Linked DNA regions of Homo sapiens: region 1 is linked to region 2. A link is a contact called in ENCODE Hi-C data. All regions are on one chromosome and are shown on one strand. The core of a region is the stretch at or near the end of the contact, and the rest is flanking DNA. Distances in the headings are between cores, read along the strand shown.

Region 1 (3,713 bases), core at 567-3,066, 210 kb before region 2:
GATGATGATGCAGATATATACATATGCGCAAATGAATCAAGCAGTGCACTTAATATGTGCAGTTACACTTAATATGTAAGTATATACCTCAATAAAAAAGTAAATAAAAAGGGGGAAAAGCTCTCTGTGGGTGGGCTGCTCCCAGGTGGCCACTGTGGTGGGAGCTGGGCAGGAAAGGGAAAGGTTCTAGCTGGGGACTCTTTGAAAGAAAAATGACCTTTTTTCCCTTAAGATGTGGTAGTCCCTATTAAGTCAAGTGACCCTGGAAGCCACTGGGACACTCCCTCTCTGGGGCTGTCCTAGGCTGCTTGTGATACCCTAAGGCTGTGCTGGGGCCAGTGTGGGGCTCCCCCATGGACCCCCAAGTCCCTGAGGTGTGGGCCCTTCCTTCCACAGGCAGAACCTCAGCTCCCAAGTCTGAGAAGCCACGATTGAAAGGGCGGCCACGAAGGATCCTGTTAATGCTAAGCATTAGTGACTTCAAGAACCCAGAACGCAGCTAGGGAACAAAGCACCGGCGGGAATGGAGACGGAGCCGGGCTCAATGGAGATAAGCGAAAGTTGAGCATGGAGGCACAAGGGCCAGTTTGTTGTAGAAATCCTGACAATTGAGTACTGCACCGCAGGAAGCGGGACCCGCTCCTGGAGCCGGGGTCCTCGGGCCAGTGATGGCAGCAGGGCGGGCTTCCAGGAGGGGGAGTCGACGGGGGTACTGGCTGGAGAAAGGCTTCCCTCTGTCCCCTATTCCTGCCCCTATTTTCCTTAAAGCTCCGCTGGCCTCTGTCACTTCCCGCACACAGTCCTGGAAAGGGGGTTTCTCGGAGCCAACAACAGAGCATCCCCTCCACCCCCACCGAGGGGCTACCGCGCCCTTCGATACACAAGTGTAGCTCGGGGCCGGCAGAGCGAGGCGGATTGAGTATAATTAATTTAGAAACCAGGGTGGGTTTTATCACCATCTATGCTGGAGCAGGTTTCGCAGCTGCCTGAGGGCTTCCCTAAGAGAGCTCTCTGGCATCGGACCCCGGGGGTGCCCCCCCACCACAACAACGGTGGCCGTGCCCCAGGGTCGCCTGGGTCCCCTGCAGCGCAGCGAAGCCCCCAGGGAGCCGCCTCCTTCTGCCCTCCTGCCCGCGCGTTCTGTCCCTGGCATTTCTCCGGGGACGCGGGGGCGGCCCGGGGGCAGCCGCAGGCCTTGGCACGGCCGCAGGGTAATTGGAGCGCGCCGGGGACGGGATAGGGGAGGGAGAGGGGAGGAGGAAGGGATGCCCCTCAGGGCGCCGGTCCCCGCCACAGCCCGGGAGGGGGCGGCCGGGACTCGGAGAGCCATCCCGGGGTCCGCGCGGCCACGGAAGCTCCCTCCCCGGCTCCGCGCCGGAGCCCTGCCGCGCCCTCCCCGCGGCTCCGCCCGCTCATTAGCGGAGGCCGGGCCGGGCCGTTCGCCTCCTCCGGCCGCCAATTACCCGCCCTGCTGGCTCCGAGCGCGCCGCCGGGCCAGACAAAGGCGCGGGCGGGGGAGGGGAGAGGAAGGGAGGGAGCCCGGGGCGCCCGCGCCTGCAGAGCCGCGGCGGCGGCGAGATAAGGGCGGTTGGGACGCGCCGCGCTCCAGATGGAAATGAATCCAGCGAGCGGGGCCGGCGAGCGAGGCGCCGCGTCGGGCAGGGGCGCGGAGGTCGGACGCGGCTCGCCCCTTAGGACCTACGTTTTTAACGCGACGACACCATATGGGACCTCCTGTCCCTGGTCGCCCCCACCCCTGGGGGCCAGCCGCTCTGGCCCTGCGCTGCTGTGCGTTTGCAAAGTGCTGGAGCGAGGCGCGCCACGTGCCTTGTGCCTAACGCACCGCAGCTCCCTAAACCTCGCTGCAGAGCTGCGCTCAGCACAGTGCAGCTAACCAAAGCCTTCTGTGCTAAACCCCCAGGCCCAGACAGGTTCCGAGCCTTTCCCAAGCAAAGCCGAGCTGAGAACCTGGGTCTGGGGTGTAAACAGCGTCGCGCCTTGGTAGCCTAGCTTCCGGGCCTCTTTGATGATTAGGCAATTTTTTAAAAATTGGAAAATGAGGCACAGAGAGGTGAGATGATTTATTAACAGCTCCTCAGATTTGTGGCAGCATCTAGGGCATAGTTCGTGGTCTTCTAACATTTTAAATATCCTGACTTTTTCAGGAAAAGAAAAACACACCACAATCTTGCACTCTGATATTTTCAGGTTCTAAAGCCCCTTCGCAGAGTCCTTTCCACCAGAGTCTCTTTCTATGAGAGAGAAGACAGTGTCTGGGGGCCTCCTGACCAACCACAATTATTTTGAGGAGATTTAATTCTTTAGTTTGCATACTGAAAACCATAGGTACATATTTTTTCATTATCCAAACCTATGACTATTATGCTGAATTTGAGTGGGAATTAGCAGAATCACTTAGCCAGGGAGGACCCAGGTCTTTGGGGCTGAGTCTGTGAGGTGCCCATCCCTATCTTAAGCCTCTTTTCCTGGGCAGGGTCTGGGAGCATTCTAGGGTGTGAGGGAATTTCCTGTTATTCTTCCCTGACGTCTGTCACCTTGGCTCCAAGGAGCTTTAAGAGACAACTTCCCCTTCAATCCAGTGCAGGGGACAGGGGTTGCAGTGCAGAGACAGTCAGGGTAGGGGTCAGGGAGACTCGGGCCTCAGGGCACGCCTGTGGGATGAGATGTAGACTGCCCCAAATGAAGACAAATGTTCCTCAATAAAGCGCCATTCCCAAGGGCCCCCCCTTGCTGCCTGCTGTCAGCCGCAGTTTAGGGCCCCTGAGGTCAAGGGCTTCCTCCCAGCCCCCCAGGCTACTTAGCTCTGCACAGAGAATAGCCAGTGGGGGCCTTGGCCTCCTCTTTCTCACAAAGGCAGCCTCAAAGACCAGGCATTGGGCCAGAGAGAGAGAGAGAGAGAGAGAGAGAGAGAGAGAGAGAGCAAGCCTGAGAGGCTCAGGCTCAGTGCAAATCATTCTGTCCTCCCTGTGGGGATGATATCTCCATGAGCTAGCCCTACAGGACGCCATGCATCTGCAGTGGTAGTGGCAGAGAGTGTGTGTGCTTGAGAAGGGGCCCTCTTTCATGAGGACTCCTTTCTGGGGGCCTGGGAGAACCTGCCTTACAGAGCAGTCATGTGTACCTGGGGGTTCCCAGCCACCAGGAGACCCTGTCCTGGGTCATACTCAAGCTGGCCTGCTCAAGCCAGGCCGTAGCAGCTGTTAAAATATCAAAATCCGCTGTGCTCCTTGGTAAACAGCCTCAACTCCCCAAGTACCCCTCTCCCAGGCCCTGCCGCTCTGCCCCCACTGCCCCCTCCGCCTGCCCCTCCATCCAACAATGAAAAGGTTAACAGCAGGTACAGCAGGGGAGCTTCAGGACCCCCGTCTCAGTCTACTTCCCTCCTGATGGGTCAGTGGGGATGACAGGCTGTCCCTGGACCTGGTTTTTACCAAAAGTATTCAATGGCCAATTGGTGATCTATTGGTGAACTTGAGAGACCTCACCCTCAAATATTCCTTCCACGGAGGCTCCAAATATCTCTCCCATGATTCCATTGTTTGTGTATTAATCTTTGGCCTCCCTTATGGTCCTGTTTTCAATTGTTCTTTACATCTTAGTCTTTGTAAATCTTGTGCCTTGGGGATGAGGCAGCCAGGGAAGAGTGGGTGCCAAGAGGGAGGGGCGGTATACCCACCTGCCCTCACCGGCCT
Region 2 (3,951 bases), core at 413-2,912:
GCAACTGAGGCTCAATCCAGTTAGGGAACTCTGGGAACTAGTGTGAAACATGCCTTTAAGGTACCTGTCTGAGAACGAGGGAGATGGGGTATTTATCCTTCAGCTTCTTGACCATCCTTGGTCAAAGGTTGCCTCTGGGGGCATTAACTCTCTGGAACTTCTGGCTGGTCCTGTGCATGGGCCAAAAGTGCTCCAGTGGCCAGAAGAAAAGTCCTGGTGTTCACCAGCCACCTTCCAGTGCATGTGGATGGGGCACTGACACCTCTGTTTCAATACCCCCATCCTCATCCCACCTGCACCATTACATTTGCTTTGCTGCTCATTCCAAGTCTGTTTCTGTCACTTGCAACCACAAGAATCCTGATTAACACATGGCCCCCGGCTGCCCCAGTCCCAGATACTTGTTCCCCACTGGAGCCCCCATGCACCTGTTCCTGTGCCTTTGGCACTGACTGCCTTTGCCCTTGTGAGATTACTTGATTTTGTCCCCTTTCTCCAAGCAGACCAAGGGCCTAACTCACTAGATGTGCACTGCATGCCAAGCCTTGTGAAACCCCCACAGCCACCCTATGAGGTGAGGACTGGAAGTAGATTTGCTGGATGAGGTTCACAGAGATCAAGCAACTTGCCCAAGGTCACACAGCTAGCAAACACTTGGACTCAGGTCTGCATGGCCTGATGACATGTGTTTTTGCTGCTTCTTGCTCCAGGCCTGCACTGTCCACCCTGGCCCATCAGTTATCATTTTAATTCTTCAGCATCTTCTCCCATTAGGCTCCACTCTCTCAAGCCACTCTCCTTACCACCAAATAAAAACATTTTCCATTAGCTCGTTTCATTTTCCTAGGATCTCTGACTCACTTAATCCCCTGCATTTTCCCCATTTGGTTAGGGGGTCCTTTCCCGCTTCTGGCATCTCCACTGTGGCTTCTCCGTGCACACAATAAGAAAGAAGCCCCATAGGGTTTGAAAAAGGTAGGGGTTGTTATTACCACCCTGTGTCACAGATAGGGAGGCAGAGGCCCAGAGAGGTGGTGCAAGGTGCTGAGACCACATAGCTGGTGGTTGACAGAGCCTGGCTTGGAATCTGAGTTTCTCTCTAAACCTTGGGGTGTCTCCTTACATTTACTGTGTTTACAGAATGCCTGGTGGTCCAACCTACTGTCCAGCTTCTCATGGGCAGGGACCACATGTGACCTCACTTGGGACTGGAGTTGTGGCTTCTGTCTTTACAAAGCATTTGGTAAAATGAATTGCTGTCTCCCTAGATGTAGCTGAGAAGGGGGTCTAATGGATCAGTTCCCCTGGGAGCTGGGAGCATGAGAAAGGTCTGGCTCCACTTTCCGGTCCCCCTCAGTGGATCTGGCCAGAGTGACCCTTTCTCCAGGAGCTGGGCGAGGGCCTGTGCCCCTCCATGCTGTGACTCGCACGGCGTTGACTTGGAAGGCTTGTAAAGCCCGCAGAGGGAAGGCTCCCTCGGGGGCCTAGGGGCCAGGAAAATGCAAGCCCTGTTCAACTGTCACCCAGCAACGCCACACACAAACATTTGCTGACAGGAAGAGGCGAGCGGCATTAAAGCTGCCTGACAGGGAGGTGACGGGGCAGCAGGGAGAGTGTGTAATTGCCAAGCCGGAAGGCTGGCCTGTGGCCAGCGTATTGAGTTTAACCACCTGTGTCACTGCCCTCCACATCCAACGAGGAGGATGCCCGCTGCCATGTTTCCAGGCTGAGCGCCCTGTCATGGTCTGGTCTGGCCTGACCCTGGGAGGACATCCGAGGGGTCAGCTTTGGGCATGGATTCCCACTCCTCCATCACAGCCTGAGCCGCTGAGTCAGGGCCCAAGTGCAGAAGCCAAGAGCGGCCCCAGCTCACGGGCGCCCCCTCTGTCAGAACAGCTCCTGCCTTACAGCTGGTGGGTCCTTGGGTGCCCCTCTTTCGTCCCCATGCTTCCCCCTGCTGCTGCAAGCTCGCTGTTCTGGAAACAGCCTCTGAGGAAGAAACGGGGCCCACAGAGGGTCTTTTGGTGACCACAGCTCCTGTTCCCTCACACTCTCCGATCAGAAGATGTAGAGCTGAGCCGAAGTCAGAAGAGAGGACCCTGACAGGGCTTTTCGGTGGGTTTAGGTGACACTAGGAGAGTCTGGCCCTGGAAGTCTGAAATTCTCTCCAGTCCTCCGTTCCTGGCCTACTTTCATTCAGTGAAGCTCCTGCTCAGCCCTATATTAGCCCGGAAGCCTCTCCAAAGGTGCCCACAGTGGCTGTGCAGCTGGGACCCAGGAAAGCTGGAAGGGGGAAGAGAAGAAGCGAAACTGTCCCCCAAAAGGCAGCCGGCCCCTTGGCCTATAGAAGGTCGACCCGACAGCAGGCTATGAAATCTGATAGCAGTCTCACAGCTTCCAAGAAATAATTATTCCCAGGAAAGTGTTTTCAAGTTTTAGATAAACTGCTATTTAAGAAGCAGAGAGGACGGAACTCGAACAGTGGCAAACGTCTGCGGCTTCCCCCAGCGGGCCCGTCATTAACCATTGCTCCCAGAGCTAAAGGCTGCTGCTCTATCCCCAATTAACAGCCACATTCCAGCAAGCTCCCTGTTTATCAAGGCATTAGCGTTGACATCTGGGGAGGGTGCCTGCCCAGGCCAGCCAGCAGGGAGGACTGAGCTCCCATCCGTCCACACACAGACGACGGCATGGGCCCTCCACAAAGGGTGGCCACAGATGAAGCTGCCCAGGCCCCCTCCGCAGCCGGCTTCTTCCCACTCCCTTCCCAGCACTGCTGTGTCATTCTACAGCCAGCGGAGTGTGAGCCAAGCAGCCCAGTCCCTGTAGTGACACGTGTGCCTCTGTGTGACTGTGTGTGCATGCGTGCCCGCGTGTGAGAACCTTATGTTTCTAGAGAAGATGGCGTCTGGGGAGGATTCTCTAAGGGATTTTCTGAGAACAGAAGCAATTTCTCTCCCCTTCTCAAGCCCTTGCGTGTGTGCATGCATGTGTGAGTGTGCACATGTAGGAGGTGCCATAGCTACTCCCGTCTTCCTATTTCTCCCCTTCATGATCTCCCCCTTCTTTTTCTTCCTCTCCAGTCACTATCACGAAAGCATTGATTCAACAACCCTCTACCTTCTTCTCTAGGCTGAGTACAAATTCTGTTGACCCCAAATGTGCTCTCTGGAGTTACATGAGGCAGAGTCCCTCAGCCCTTTTCAGAGCAGGAAGCCCACAAGCTGCCTTATTCCAAGGACCCATGACTACCAGGTTTGGAAAATGTCAACTCTGCACCAATGAACCGCCCTTTCCACACTTTGTCCCTGTACCCCAGCACTACCGGTACCCTCCCCTTTTCTGTCTGCCTTTCATTACTTCCGCTGAGCTTTCACTATCTTCTTTGCGGCCCCATTCCTTGCCTGATGCCCTAAATGTGGGGTGCTCTAACTTCCCCTAGGAGCCAGGCCAAGACGCTTGCAGGGGCTCAGTGGTGACTTTGGGACCCTGAAATCGACAGCCCTGGCCTCAGCCTGAGAATGCTTTTGTGGAACTTTCGTTTCAAATTAATAGAATCAAATTCACCCTCTTTCCCCTAATGGAGTTCCCCATTTCTGTCTGTCACTATTCTCTTAGCCTACACTTGAGAGTCATGTTTGACCCTTTGAACACCGCTTCCAAATTCAAGCAAGTCATCATCCTATTTCTACATCCACCCCTCCCTCGGCTTGTCCCTCCTGCCAGGCCACCCCAGGACTTTACTGATGAACTGGAGAGTGATGGACTCCCCCCCACCCCACCCCCACCGAGGGTTGGAAAGAACAGCACCCCCTGCCAAACCCCACCAGGATCTCGACCTTTGATCCCTCCTACACACAGCTGCTAGATTAATCTTCTCCTGCCGTGAGCCCGCCCCACCTCTCAGCCTTTGTGTGGTCAGTTTTCCTCTGCCTAGAATTGATTTGAGTG

What was found. Hi-C counts contacts between places; a loop is a spot of excess contacts on that map. Pooled maps may share reads with other maps.
Region 1: a loop to region 2 is called in a map of heart left ventricle, with 2.8 times the contacts of the local background. The contact joins two enhancer-like sites. A Hi-C loop is called at or near these places in 3 of 168 maps with a recorded cell type or tissue (heart left ventricle, sciatic nerve and sigmoid colon) and 4 of 50 pooled maps.

What each region holds. Positions count from the first base shown.
Region 1 is chrX:39,686,733-39,690,445 of GRCh38, reverse strand. No RefSeq gene overlaps it. Among named protein-coding and RNA genes, the nearest start is that of MIR3937, 27 kb to the right of the region's middle. Within about 2 kb of position 1,816, at least 12 of the 41 ENCODE cell types and tissues checked have a DNase peak (open chromatin) inside an H3K27ac peak, as active enhancers do.
Region 2 is chrX:39,475,547-39,479,497 of GRCh38, reverse strand. No RefSeq gene overlaps it. Among named protein-coding and RNA genes, the nearest start is that of LINC01283, 43 kb to the right of the region's middle. RefSeq lists an enhancer at 1,002-1,544. Within about 2 kb of position 1,662, at least 5 of the 41 ENCODE cell types and tissues checked have a DNase peak (open chromatin) inside an H3K27ac peak, as active enhancers do.